2 separate regions of the Homo sapiens genome follow, and region 1 is linked to region 2. Evidence: chromatin loops called from intact Hi-C (ENCODE). Cell type or tissue: prostate gland. All regions are shown on one strand. Links, peaks and the distances in the headings refer to the core of each region. The heading gives the core; the rest is flanking DNA.

Region 1 (8,433 bases), core at 336-5,335, 63 kb before region 2:
GATTTTGAATGTATCCTTAGAGGACAAGGGATCATACAAATGTGCAGCTTATAATCCTGTCACACATCAATTAAAAGTTGAACCTATTGGCCGAAAGCTCCTTGTGAGTCGTAAGTATTTGGGAGAATAATGGTAACTGGAAGAGGAAGAGTCCTCATAAAAAGTTGGGCAATGATAGTTCATTTTTTTTTCAAATCCTGTTTGTTTATCATAAAAAGTCTTACCAAAAAAGTAAATACAGGCTAGGTGTGGTGGGTCACCCCTGTGATCTCAGCACTTTGGGAGGCTGAGGCAGGTGGATCACCTGAGGTCAGGAGTTTGAGACCAGCCTGACCAACAGGGTGAAACCCTGTCTCTAATAAAAATACAAAAATTAGCTGGGTGTGGCAGCACATGCCTGTAGTCCCAGCTACTTGAGAGGCTGAGGCAGTAGAATCGCTTGAACGTGGGAGGCAGAGGTTGCAGTGAGCTGAGATTGCGCCACTGCACTCCAGCCTGGGTGACAGAATGTGACTCTGTCTTAAAAAAAAAAGTAAATACATGAATGCATTATAGAAGAGTTCTGTACATGCTTTAAAAATGTAACTTACAGAAGGGAATTTTGGCCAAGGTGACAGAGTGAATACATGTGGAGAATTTTGCCCTTTGTTCAAACAAGAAGAAATAGAGGAGATACAGCTTTATAGTAGTGGTCATTAAATTGATGTCTGTGAATTTTGAAAAAAAAAAAAAAGAGATATGTCTGTCCTCTTTCTTTCAGATGTAATGAAAATCACTGTTGATTTTTAGGTTATGGCGGTTGAGTTGAGGTAGCACCAATAGAGCATAGCAGAGGCGTGGCTTCTGAACTTGTTGGGAATTCTGCATTTCCAAACTGCCAATTCAGAAGTAGCCCTAAAGGACCACAAAAATCTTTTAATCCTCAACTAAAAAGGATTTAACCACCAAATAGGACCTTGTAGTATAAAGAATACATGGGAAAATGGTGATGCCCACAGGTTTGCTAAGCAAGAGATTAGAATCGAAGACTTACTAATAATCTCTCATCTCCTTTCCTTTTCCAGGTCCTTCTTCAGATGATGTTCACATTCTTCACCCCACCCATTCACAGGCATTAGCTGTTCTTTCTCGTAGCCCTGTAACCTTGGAGTGTGTGGTGAGTGGGGTCCCGGCTCCTCAAGTGTATTGGCTAAAGGACGGGCAGGACATTGCACCAGGAAGCAACTGGAGAAGGTTGTATTCTCATCTTGCCACTGATAGCGTTGACCCGGCGGACTCCGGAAACTATTCCTGCATGGCGGGAAACAAGTCTGGAGATGTAAAATATGTGACTTACATGGTTAATGTACTTGGTAAGATGTTAGTTTTTAATTTTTTTCAAATGAAGCCATTTTTCTGGTCTAACTGATACCTGAAGGAAAGATCTATTTGTGAAATTGAAATAGGGAGTATCTAGAACTATCTATACCCTAGCCAGAACAAGTTTCATTTTTATAATGGACTGCTGAATTAGGCCATTTTTCTGGGTGGCATAGAGCATTTCGCATGGAATATTCTTCGGAACCTCACCCCCAACCTCGTTGTACAATATAGAAATTATTCTCCCTTCTTCATAACATGGAGGAAAAAACTGGAAATCAGGAGAATGGAAGAATCTAGCCTATATCTGTGTGTAGTATCCAGTAATAGTAACTAAGACAGAGTACTGATGAGAAAATGTCAGGCCAGGCATGGTAACTCACACTTTGGGAGGCTGAGGAGGGCAGAATACTTGAGCCCAGGAGTCCAACACTATCTTGGGCAATATGGCGAAACCCCATCTCTACCAAAAATACAAAAATTAGCTGGGTGTGGTGGCACAGGCTTGTAATCCCAGCTACTTGGGAGGCTGAGGTGGGAGGGTGGTTTGAACCCGGGAGGTGGAGGTTGCAGTGAGCTGAGATCACGCCACCGCACTCCAGTCTGGGCGACAGAGCCAGACCCTGTCTCAAAAAAGAAAATGTCATCTCAAAAAGAAATCAATCTATTTAATTTAATTTTCTTTTTTTGGGTGCTCTTACCAATGCCTGGGTGATAAAATTGAATTATTTCCACCCACATTTCTATGTATACTTTATTTCAAAGCTATTCCTTTGTTTCTAACCAGCTACCTACCTCACTATCATGTGTAGCTGCAGAAAATGTTTTCCTTTATTGAAACAGATTTTCATGAAAAAATTAGGTGGAAAGTGGTTTCATAGTGAATAAAACTTTTGTAAACTCTTTGCATGTATTTATAATATTTATAACCATGGCCTGCTATAGGTTAGCAACACTGGAATTAACATAAGTGTATGACAAGTGGGCTTTGGAATTCAGTGATTAGGACTGGATTAATATGCATAATTTAGACTGAGGCTACAAATTCTGATAAATGATACACTTGTGGGTAATAAGTGACTTTAAGGATCCCTAAAGGAAGTTTTGTTCTTTTATTTTCACCATTATACATCTAACCTCAAAGTTGAATTGACCGTAAACATAATTTAACCTCTGAGTAAAACGTTCTTCTGTTTTGGCTTCTGTTTAGTGTGAAATCCAGGGAAATTGTTACTGTATTTCAAGCTAATCACCTGAAATAAATGCTAAGAGAAGCCCAGGATTAGAAACTATTTGTATATATGTGTGTATTCGCGTATGTTGTGGGGAGTTAAGTGGGTGGTGTAATCTATGAAAGGAGACTATATCTTATTAGCAACATATGGTTTATCCTATTAGTGGAACATTTCTAATTTTTTTCTTGATTACCACAGCAGACAGAAGAATGTGAATAAACAATGCAACTTTGTTTCAACTGGTTATTGGTAGAGAGAAGATTTTTATCACTCGAGTGATAATTTAAGAAGTACATTTTGAGGGCTAGAGTTTAATTTGTGTGTTTTATTTTCAGAACATGCTTCCATTTCTAAAGGACTACAGGATCAGATAGTGTCTCTGGGTGCCACAGTACACTTTACCTGCGACGTTCATGGGAACCCAGCCCCCAACTGTACCTGGTTTCACAATGCACAGCCTATTCATCCTTCTGCACGACATCTAACTGCAGGAAACGGACTGAAAATCAGTGGGGTTACTGTGGAAGATGTTGGGATGTATCAGTGTGTAGCAGATAATGGGATTGGATTTATGCACTCTACTGGAAGACTTGAAATTGAAAATGGTAGGCTTTTAGGTCGTGCCAGTCATAAGAACTTTTATTTTACAGATGGGCTTTTGTTGTGGTCAAAAATGAAATTATTTTTACTAAAAGAAAATAACCCTAGCACCGTACAAGAACGGTGTTCATTTTCCATGGTCCTGGCTAGTGACAGGTAGGCATTTCCATGAAGAAGTAATCTTATTAATCAAGCTCATTAAAAAAAGTTTTTAAAAAATTTTCAACAGATTCTGCCTACTTTAAAAATCTATATGGTACAATCTCTCTCTTACTCTTATTCCCTAGACAGTCAGTTCCTCTCTTTAGAAATAATTAGTTTTATCAGTTTCTTGAGCAGCCTTGTATGTAGTGCACATATGAGTGGTTTCACACAACATGAGAGAGTGTGTGTGCATTTTATAACAATACCTTTTTTTGTTTTTTTTACCTAAATAGTGGTAGCATTCTTTACCATAAATTTTTTACTTAACATCTTGGGATATCTTCTCATATGGTACATAAAAAGTATTTTCATTCCTTTTTAAAAAGTTGCTGCTTAGTGGTCCATTGTGTAGTTGTAACAATTTGACTAGTACCTTATTGATGGTTGTTTTTAATCTTTTGCTATTACAAATAGTTCTATAATGAATGCCCTTCTACAAAGATTATTTTGCGCCTGTGTGAGTATTTGTAAAAGAAATTCCTAGAAATGAACTTGCAGAATAAAACCATATCTGTGTTGGTAATTTTGGTAGAGATTACTGAATCACTCTCCATAGTCGTTATCAGTGTACACTCCCACCAGCAATACTTAACTCTCCTTGTTTCCTCAAACCCTCACCAACATGGGGCATTGTCAATTTTTAAAGTCTTTGCCAATCTGATAGGTAAAAAAGAGAACCATTTAATCTATATTTCTTTTATTACAAGTAAAGTTGGGCCTCTTTTCATGTTTTTGAGCCCTTTAAATTTGCATTTCTGTGTATTGACTGTTCTTTGTCTTTCGCTCATTGAAAAAATTAGGTCGTTGGTCTTTTTTCTTCTTGATTTATAAGAGTTCTTTATCTGTTAGGGAAATCAATTGTTTATGATATGAGTTATAAATATTTTAAATTTCAGAAAATCAATATAATATGGACCAAATGTTCTGACATTAGTGTAAGTTATTTAGAAGTTAATAATGAAAACAATTTTTAAAAATTGGCATGTATTTGGACATTTAAAATTATACTTCTCAATAGTTGGATCAAAAAAAGAAATCATAATGGAAATTTAAAATACTTTGAACTGGATGATAATGAAAATGCTACAGATCAGTTTTGTAAGAGACAGTCAAATGGAATTTAAAAGGAAATTTATAGCCTTCTGTGGCTGTAAAAGAAAATTAGTAAGACTAAAAACTACTGAGTGAAGTAAAAGGATAACAGAATAGATTCAAAGAAAGAAAAAAAGATCATAAAAATAAGGGCAGAAATCAATTAAATAGAAAACAAAGATAAAATACAGAGGATCAATAAAGATAGAGGTTGGCCCTTTGTAAAGTCTAAGAAAATGGACACATCTTTGGGGAAAATGATCCAAAGAAAAGAAAGAAGGTACAAATAATATTAGGAACAAAAGAGGGCTATAAATACAAGTCTTACAGCAATTAAAGATAATAAGATTAAGCTAAATTTTGTGACAAAAAATTATAATAAAGACAGAAATGGACAAATTCTGAGGAAAAAATGTAACTTAGCAATGCTGACTGAAAAGAAATAAGCTTGAATAGTCCTACACCTATGAAAGAAGTTGAATTAGGAGTTAAAAATCTCACAAAGAAAATAAGGGGCCAGATGATTTTATGGAGGTTCTACCAAACTTCGAAGTGATAGACCATTTCAGATATTGTACAAAGTGTTCCAGAGAAGAGGAAAAGATGGAAACTCTCCAGTCTTGATTCCAGAACCACAATAAGATGGTGCAAGAAAGGAAAATCAAAGCCCAATCTCATTTATGAACATAGGTGTAAATATCCTAAATAATATATCAGCAAGCCAGGACAGTGTAAAAAAGAAAATACGTCATTTCTGAACAGTTATCCCAGGAATCCACTTGAAAATGTAGAGTGTCATTCACCCTATTTATTGAATAAAGGAGAAAAACAGTATGATTATCTCACTAGAGATGGAAAAACATTGGACGTAATTAAGTATCCATGTTAGACACTTAGAAAAGTAGAAATAGAGTTGAACTTTCTTAATAAGGAGTGTCTAACAAGGACTTACAGGAAACATTGCATTTAATGGTGAAATATAAGAAGCACTCCCTTTGAAAATCTCTTCTGGCCATCATTATACTGGAAATCCTAACCAGCACAGAAAGACATGAAAAAGAAGGAAAGAACCCAGATCATTGTTAATTTACAGCTGGATATGATTGTCAACATGGGCTATCCCAAATAGTTTGCTGGCCATTATGATGGCTGTTGTATGTCCTATTATAACCTATTATGATAAATAATAATATTTAGCAAGGTGGATGGATGAAGACCAATGAACAAAAATCAGTTGCCTTGGCCAGGTGCGGTGGCTCACGCCTGTAATCCTAGCACTTTGGGAGGTGGAGGTGGGTGGATTGCCTGAGCTCAGGAGTTCGAGGCCAGCCTGGGCAACACAGTGAAACCCCGTCTCTACTAAAATACAAAAAAAAAAAAAAAAGCCAGGCATGGCAGCGTGAACCTGTAGTCCCAGCTACTCAGGAGGCTGAGGCAGGAGAATTTCTAGAACCCGGGAGGTGGAGGTTGCAGTGAGCTGAGATCGCACTACTGCACTCCGGCCTGGGCGACAGAGCGAGATTATGTCTCTTAAAAAAAAAAAATCAGTTGCCTTTCTGCATACCAGCAACAAACAGAAAGTATAATTTAAAAACCACCTTTTTTATATCACAGCAGTAAAGCACAGCCAGTTATATAGGAAGAGATATCAGTTCCTCAATATTATATATTGTATTCAGTATTATATAGTTATCTGGTCTAAAAATTTTCTGTGGATTTATGCAATTCAAATTAAAATCCCATCATAATATTTTAAGGACCTTGACAAACTGATTCTAAAATTTATATGCATAACCCAATGCCCAAGAATGGCAAAGACACTCGAAGGAGAAAAAGAACATGGGAGACTTGCCTTAAACATCTAAAATATCTGTAGTAATTAAGAAAATATTATATTGGTACAGAAACAGATAGACTCTTGGAACAAGATAGAGACTTTCAGAAAGACATTTGCATGTAAGGGCTTGACTGAGCCGGCATTGCAGATCAGCAGGGAGGAGACCCATTTCGCATTTTGATGTGGGATAATTGTTATCAGCATGGAGGTAAAAGTGAAACTCAGGGTCTTACTCACATTGTATAAAAGATACATTCTCAGTGGATTAAAGATCTAAATATGAAAGACGAGATGAAAAAGGTTTTCAAGAAAACATTGAAGAATGTATGATCTGTGGGTAAAACTTTTTAATAAGACATTTTAAAAGGCTCATTTTAAAGGATGACCACATTGAAATGAAAACATCTTCCTAATAGATACTGTTAAAAGCTGAAAAGAAAAGCAGTACATTAGGAAGGAGATACTAGTCACATGCATACCTAAACAAAAGAACAGAATCTAGTATATACAGAGAACTCCGAATCACTGCAGAAAAGATTCATGACCCAATAGAAAAACTGACAAAGGCATTTCACAGAGGAGGAAAATTAATAATGTCGCATAATCACATGCAAAGATGTTCAGCCTCATTAGTCCTCAGGAAAATGCATGTTCTGACCAGTGAGATAGCATTTTACACTCAGTAGCTTGGCAAAAATCCAGAAATCCGGTATCAGTTGTTGGTTGGTTTTGTCAGACATGGGAAGGAGGACTGGAGAAAAAGACAGACATGCTAGAGAAAATGTCATTTACTTTGATCAATATTCCATTGTAAGCTCTCTTCAAAATACCTCCAGAGAATACCAGGACCAAAAGGAAAGATTTGGTGCCACTTTAATTTAGAAACAAAAATTCTGTTCATGCCTATGGGAAAAAACATACAGGTATCATCAGTATCAGCTTTTATTGAGAACAGGTTTTTTTCTCCCACGCTTTTTATAATCAGATTCCTGCCTCCCTTCCCACCCTACCCCACAAAATTGACCATTTTCTTGAAGGAAAATTATCTACTTTTATACTTATTTACACATTTTTCCTGTTAAGGTCTGAGGTTTCAACCTTATATGTTCTATATTTGCAGTGGTCAGATATGTGTAGTGTACCTTCAGAAAACTCTCAAAAGATTTCTTTATATATATTCCTTTCTTTCTGAAGGACAGGAAATTTACGTAGGAAATGTTTAGGAGCCCACAGCTATGAAACAACTCTACCATTTATTGACAGTCTTACTTGGTGAAAGTTGAGAAGGGAACTAATAAGGAGGTAGCTATCTTGGTTTTAATCATTACTCCCACATTTACGTGATAGGATGAAGTTGTTTTGCATCGTAGGTACTACAATGTTCTTCATTTTTCATATGTGAATTACTTTTTTAATAGACGGTGGATTCAAGCCAGTTATAATTACGGCACCAGTAAGTGCAAAGGTTGCAGACGGAGACTTTGTTACTCTGTCCTGCAATGCCAGTGGGCTGCCGGTTCCGGTCATTCGTTGGTATGACAGCCATGGATTGATAACCAGCCATCCATCTCAAGTCCTGAGATCGAAATCCCGAAAATCACAGTTATCAAGACCTGAGGGCTTGAACCTGGAGCCTGTGTACTTCGTCCTGTCCCAAGCTGGTGCAAGCTCTCTCCATATTCAGGCTGTGACTCAGGAACATGCGGGGAAATACATCTGCGAAGCTGCAAATGAACATGGTACCACACAGGCAGAAGCATCTCTCATGGTTGGTGAGTTGCCATTATTATTTATTTTTAGTTGAGTAATTTCCTTTTATAATAGAAGATAAAGTGATTTGAAATATGTTATTTTAATGAATCCAGCAATCTCTCTATATTTTTTCCTGATGACAGTGAAATGTAGAACTGTATTTCTTGGTATTTCACTTTATGTGAATCACATGAATTTTGGTCTCTGTTTCTGATGTGTTTGTTAAGATTGTAGGTGCAATACAGAAAGCTCTCATTTGGGAGCAGGCCCAGAATATAACCTGTCTTTGAGATGAATGCTTTTGGTTTTCTAAGCTACCGAAAATGATATTGCAGACATTTTTTATGCCCTTGA
Region 2 (6,455 bases), core at 1-5,000:
TCCGCTAGGAGGGGAGAGCACAGGTTCCATGGTTTAGAGCCACTGCAGAACTTGGGCCACAGTGGCTCGTAGGGAACCACTAGGGTTCTGGAGAAGCGGTGCCCTGCTCATCCAGTTCCCCCTGCAGCTGACATGGGGACCCAGAGAATCCTGGAGATCAGGTCTCTCCCAAGGAAGGCGGCGCTCTGTCTGCCTAGTGCTCTGGGGTTTGACTCTCCTGCCAAATCCCCTGTTTCTGGTGCAGAAGACAAAAGGTTGGTTATCTTGGCGGCTTGGGGCTGAAGGGGAGCATGCCGTAAAATCAGGAATTCCCAGGATGGAGAGGGGGCAGCAGGAAGCTGAGAGCCTGCTTGTAGCCCTGGAGGGGAGACTGAGGCACAGAGTCGGCTCCTGTTCTTAGTCACCAGCACCTTTTCCTTCCTCTCTATTCTGATCACATGAATTAGGGTTCCTAACCCTCAGCCTGGAGCCTCCCAAGCCCCCCAGGGAGGGACAGGAAAGAGTCGTGGAGATTATCTGAGGGGAGAGTGGAGAGAGAGGAGGACGGGCTGGGGATGGGAGAATTCAGTAGGATGCGAGCAAAGGAAGAGAGGAGGGGATGCCCTGTGAAGAGGAAGATGAACCAGGGGCCAGCGCTTTGGAGAAAAGGTGGGTCCCTCCCTGGCATTAGCTGGCACCTGGTATCTTCACCTCAGAGGGATGTCCTGCAGTGTGGTGATTCAGAGCCAGGATGCGGAAGGCATAAAGGACCCCGGGGTCCAAGCCCCCCAGCCGCCGTCCTCGGCTCTCTGGCTCGATGTCACTAGCTGCTGTCTCCCACGCCCCAGCTCCTGGGCCCAGGGCACTGGCCTTCCGCTGCACCAGGAAGCCCGTCAGGTTCCCGGGTCCTAAGATGGCCCATTGAAGCTGCACCTCTCTCCGGTGCCTCCCGTAGGTCAGGCGGCTGATGGTGACATTGGGAGGAGCTGGATATCCTGGGTGAGGGTGGGGACAAAACAAGGGACATGTATACCTACAACCACGTGACCTTGTGCCCCCAGATTTGCTCCTGTCAAGAGACAGCCTGGCAGTGTGGACAAGGCACTGGATTGGGGTCTGTGGACCTGAGAAGCCCTGCCTTGTCCCATCAGTTTTTTTCATCTATAAAATGAAAGGCGATCCTGCCTGCATGGCGTTCTGTTTGCCGTGAGTGCAGCAGATTCACGCGCATGTTGCCCATCTATCTCTTGAGTCCTGCCTATGCCCAAGGAAGCTCAAGCGTCCAAATTTTGGAGCAGGGAATCCTTGTGCCTTTCCACTTAAAGCACTCTGTGGCTGTTGGTCTCCCAGCCCCCACCTCACCACACACACGCATTCAACCCCTCACTCACTCAGGACCTCCAGCAGCACACTCTGACTGCTATTGCCCACGGCGTTGCGGGCCACGCATTGGTAGGTGCCCCTGTGGTGTGCCGGGTCAGCATCGTAGATGCCCAGGCGCAGCTGGGCACCCTCAGGGTGCAGCATGAATCCTGAAGTGCCGGGGTCCACTTTTTGTTGTTGAGGCCCCAGCCAGAGGAGCTGGGCAGGTGGTGTGCCCCCGCGGAGAGAGCACTCCAGCCAGGCCTCTCCCCCCTCCAACACTGACACGCGGGGCTCAGCCACGTCCAGCTGTGGGGCTTCTGCGGGGACAGAGAGGATGAGGCCGGCTAGTGGGAGGGCTTGGGGACAAGGTGCTGGCCAGCATTGGAAGGCATGGAGAAGAGATGGAGCGGGAGAGCTGCGGAGTTGACAATGAGGCTTGTCTGGGGCCAGTCTGCCTTCTCTTCAGGTTCCCATTCTATGCCAAGTTCCTGTCACAGTGTGCGCCAGGGCTCGCTAATATATGATGAAATCAGCAGTGTTCCTCCCTGTTCCTTCCCTGCCCCACCCTAGCCTCGGCTCCTGCAGGCAGGGCCCTGCCTTACTAGTCTCTGCATGAACGGCCCCTTCCAGCACCTGGCCTCCCTCCCACTAGTGGCCCCCCACCTCCCGGCTGGCTCCAGGCATAGTGCTGGGACCATAGCAGGTGCTCAGATTTTATGGACTGACTTATTAAAGACCCAGACTCTCAGGTGTCAATGAATCTCCTACGATGGAATTTCCGGTCCTGAGACCAAGTAATAGGGAAGGAAATATTTGGGGTTGAGACCTCCTTAGAGCCCTGAGAACATGCTAGTTACCAAGCCTTTGGAGACCAAGAGGTAAAGCATTCTGTGAGAACTGTTGTGTGTGACAGCTTCTCTGTTTGCTTTTCTCACATTATTTTTTACTTTGATATTTAATTCTTTTTTCCTGGTTGCAGTAAATAGACTGGCAGAGCCAGATGAAGATAAGGAAGAACCAGACCAAAACCAAACAGAGTAAGAGAGGTAGAGAACTGACTTCTGAAATATTAATATAATCAGGCACCTCTCTTATGCAAATCCATGTAAGTGAAGATTATGCAGTTGGCATTTCCACTTCATCTAGATCAGTGCTATCCAATATTGTAGTGACCAGCCACGTCAATATGGGAACTTGAAATGTGGCCAGTCCAGATTGAGATGTGCAGTAATTGTATATATACCAGATTTTGGAGACAAGATATAAAAAGAATGTAAAATATCTCATTAATAATTTTTATTATTACATGTTGAAATGATATACTGGATATATTGAGTTAACTGAAGTGTTTCACTTGTTTCTTCTTCTTTTTAAATGTGGCTGCTAGAATATTTTAAATCACATATATGGCTCACATTATATTTTTATTACACAACTCTGACCTAGCCTAACCCCCTCATTTTATGGATCAAAGAAAACTTGAGTCCCTGGGAGCTCAGCTCCTAACTACCTCCTAGCTTCCCCGTCCGCACTGACTCACTTTCCATGCCAGCACAGCCACCCCCTAAGATCTCTTTATCCTGATTCCAAAGGGTTCCTCCTCCTGTCCCAGCCCCAGAACAAACTCGCTAGCCCCTACTCACCCAGCTGGAGGTGGCAGTGGGGGTCAGGGGTCCTGAGCAGGTGAGTGCCCCGGCAGGTGAACTCTCTGCCAGCCAGATCTTCTTGGGCCTGCAGGAGGTGAACGGCCATCGAGGAGCTGCTGCCGCCCAGGGGCTGCTGCTGTTCGTCAAGCCAGCCCAGCGTGGCAGGGGGCTCGCCGCCAGGCCACTCGCAGCTCAGCATGATGAACTGGTCCCCCATTGTGGCTGTGCTCCAGCAGGTAGGCCTCCCGAGAGGCTCCCCTGGAAGGAATGATGGCTCAGTATGGCCCTGTGGAAGGAGGAAGGGCTTGGCAGTTCCACCCTATCCCCCTTCCTTCATTGGTTCCTTCACTCCCTCCTTCCTTCATTACTTTGTCACTCACTCATTCACACACTCATCATTTATTGATCATGTGCCAGGGAAATGGTGGGAACAGACATTAAACAATTATTATGATTTGATGTGTGCTAGAATATAGACAGAAAGACAAACTCCCTGGGGCTTCCGGAAAGAGGACAGGATGACATCTGGACTCTGTCTTGGCTGATGGCTGGGAGTTTCTCTCTGCACACTTGGCAGAGAGAATGCTGAAGGCAAGTTTCAAGCCCAACATGCGTCAGAGCGGTAGAAGTGCAGTGTAAGGGCGGTGAGAGCCTGCTGACCCTGCAGGCAGGGACAGTGGGGAGGTGTCAGGGCTCCAAGCCCAAAGTGAGGGGAACAGAGCACAGTGTGGATGGGAAAGATGGGAGATGGGGACTGAGAGCTGAGTGCCGCCCACCTCCTTGTTACATGGCGTGTTTTGGAGCCTGCGGTCTGGAGAGCCACCCAGATCCCAGGCCCCCCGCCTCTACCCTGACCTCTACCCACACTCTGCCTGGAATGTCAGAGCCCTGGGGTTTCCTGTGTCCACTCACAGAGCATGACTGTGCAGAGGGCAGGCGGTGCCAGGGCTGGGTGCTGGCCAGTGCAGGTGAAGACGCTGCCACTGGGGAGCTGGGCGGCTGCGTGACTCCAGGTGACGTTGCTGGGGGCAGTAGGGCCAGGTCCCTGAGGCCCTTCCCACTGCAGTTGGGCAGGCGGAAGCCCCCCAGGCCAGGCACAGAGCAGGGTCACAGCCTCAGGGCTGGGATGCACTGCACAGGAGGGCTGTCCCTCAGGGGGATCTGGATGGGGAAGTGGGTGAGGCTGGAGCAGGCTCCACTGCCAGTGCCCTGCAGCCCCCAGGCCCAGGCAGGGGAGTCTGGAGGCCAGGGGTGTCAGTGGGTAGGGGAGCAGGGAGAAGTGGGTTAGGGGAAAGATTGAGTCTCTCTGAGGGGCTGGTGAGGAACAGGCTGAGCTCTCAGGTCAGGGGCAGGAGGTTACCGAGTGTACAGGAGTTTGGAGTCCCCAAGGAATCCCAGAGGCCCCATGGAGGGCCCTATCTCCCATTCTCGTCTCTGTCCCTGGGCACCCAGGAGCCAGCACACCTTGCCTCACTGCCATCGCCCTTCTCTGTGCCTCAGTTCAGTCCGCAGGGCCATGGGAATAATCACTTAGCGGCGGGGTGCTATGTAGTGTCAGTAGCTTCCCCCTCCCTTCCCCTTCCCCTTCCCCTTCCCACAGTTTTCTTCTCCTCTTTCCCTGCCTCCAACTCCACTTGGTTGGAGACCTCCCTCCAACAAGAGCAGCTTTGGCACACGCCTCTCCACGGGACGGCGGGGTCTGCCCCAGAACAGCCCCACAAAGGCTCCAGCGTGAGTTGTCCCCAGGACAGGTCTGGGCGTCACCCGACCCCCACACTCACAGTAGATGGTGAGCTGGACAGTAGTCTGGGTGCGGGTGTCCAGGTAGCTGTTGCGGGCCAGGCAGGTGTACAGGCCTGTGTGGACACGGCCAGCTCTGGCGATGACATAGGTAGGCCCCGTGTGGACTTGCGTGTGGTCACGGAGCCACACATAGTGACTAGGTGGGTTGGAGGCAGCCAGACAGCTCAGGGTCACCTCTTCCCTCTCACTGGCCCAGAAGCCCTCCTCAGTGAGTCCCAGCGGCTCCATGGTGATCACAGGCTTGTCAGGACCATCTGGAGAGCAAGGAAGGCCAGTTACACCTCCCCAGCTTCATTCCTTCATTCACGCACATGCTCATCTCTGAATGTATGCATCCATCCTAGGGGCATGTAGTATGCACTGGCCCGTGTCCACCCCAAGGCTAGGCCCTCTTAGAGCTCAGAGTCCAGGGGCCATGGGCACAGTCCAGGGTGCTCAGGGCTTATGTGTGGAGGTGAGCACCCTGGGCTGTGGGCACTTCCTGGAGGGACTCCTGGGTTGGGCCAAGGTGGGGCAGAAGAGAGGTAGGGGACCAATGCTTCCCATGTGCCTGAGACTGAGGGGCTCTTGGAAGCAGACATTCGGCCACTGTAGACTGCAGAAGTAAGATACTACAGTGGGATGATGTCCTGAACCCTATCCCAGCAGCCACCTCCTTTCACTTCCTTGGACTCCACCTTCCCCTCTCTCCTGCGTTCCAAGCTCAGGGTCACCATCTTCGAAGCTCTCCCTGACTCCAAAAGAGTTCTGAATTCTTTGCCTACTTCCAGTCTGCTCCTGCCTCTTTCGCAAGAACTCTCCTGCTCACCTGCCTCAACAGTCCTCAGTTCACAATTTCCACAAACCGCCACGGTGAAGACCGATAAATAGGACGCCATTCGTCCTCGCTCCTTAAAACGTCTAAGACCAGCACCGTCCAATAGGCGGATGCCAGACACAGATTTTTTTTTATAACACGTTCTAGTAGCCAAATCTTACGTAAAAATGACCAAACCCGATCAAGCAGAAAACAAAAACAAAAACCACCAATAGGTGTTTTACTTTAAGAATATATTTATTTAACCAAATATATCCAGAATGTTATTTCAATATATAATCAATATAGAAGTTACGGATATTTTACATTCTTTCTTTTGGACTAAAGCTTCAAAATCAAGTGTGCCTTCCATGCCTACAGCACAGCTCAGTTTGGATTGGCTCCATCTCAAGTGACCGAAGATACACATGCGTGGCTGCCATGTGGGACAGCGAGCTCCAGGCCACCCTGGCCTTCATCTTTCACCCGGGGCTCCTGACTTCTAACTTCAGGCTTGCTGCCCTCTCCTCCCACTGTGGCCCCATTCCTGTCTCCTGGGGTCCTGTTGGTTTCTGAGAGCCCTCCAGGCTCAACCTAAAGGCAGACTCTCCAGGCCGCCAGTGAAATGGTGAGTGAAATTGTAAGCATGAATGTATGCACGTTTTCCTGGAAAAGGGTGTCCTTGACCTTTATAAGGCTAACAGCCTGGAACTAGAGCTGCAGTGGGCAGCAGGGGCACGGCACCCCGTGACTCTTGCCTGCTGGAGACTTTTAGAGGGCGAGGCACTCCTGCAGTGGAGGGATTTGGGGAGTTCTGAGGTGTGGAAGGCTGAGTGTGGATGGGGAGATGGGTGTCAGCCCTGACA

The links. Peaks named below come from ENCODE experiments on the same cell type or tissue, not always from the same donor. Only the 100,000 strongest peaks of a DNase experiment are listed, where the experiment ranks them.
Region 1: it touches region 2 in a loop (3-fold over the local background); 6 of 110 quality-filtered maps call a loop at or near these places.

Annotation. Positions count from the first base shown.
Region 1 is chr11:126,010,007-126,018,439 of GRCh38, reverse strand. It overlaps CDON (cell adhesion associated, oncogene regulated), which reads left to right. Exons shown (of 20, transcript NM_001378964.1): 5 at 1-110; 6 at 1,065-1,352; 7 at 2,930-3,199; 8 at 7,746-8,099. Among named protein-coding and RNA genes, the nearest start is that of CDON, 49 kb to the left of the region's middle. In prostate gland, for the core only: no CTCF peak of the experiment used is centred there; no DNase peak of the experiment used is centred there.
Region 2 is chr11:125,948,606-125,955,060 of GRCh38, reverse strand. It overlaps VSIG10L2 (V-set and immunoglobulin domain containing 10 like 2), which reads right to left. Exons shown (of 12, transcript NM_001365077.2): 4 at 4,772-5,047; 5 at 3,903-4,151; 6 at 2,988-3,248; 7 at 1,371-1,661; 8 at 678-974; 9 at 1-4. Among named protein-coding and RNA genes, the nearest start is that of VSIG10L2, 5.8 kb to the right of the region's middle. In prostate gland, for the core only: a CTCF peak has its summit at 1,929; a DNase peak (open chromatin) is centred at 1,870; H3K27ac peaks cover 2,686 bases.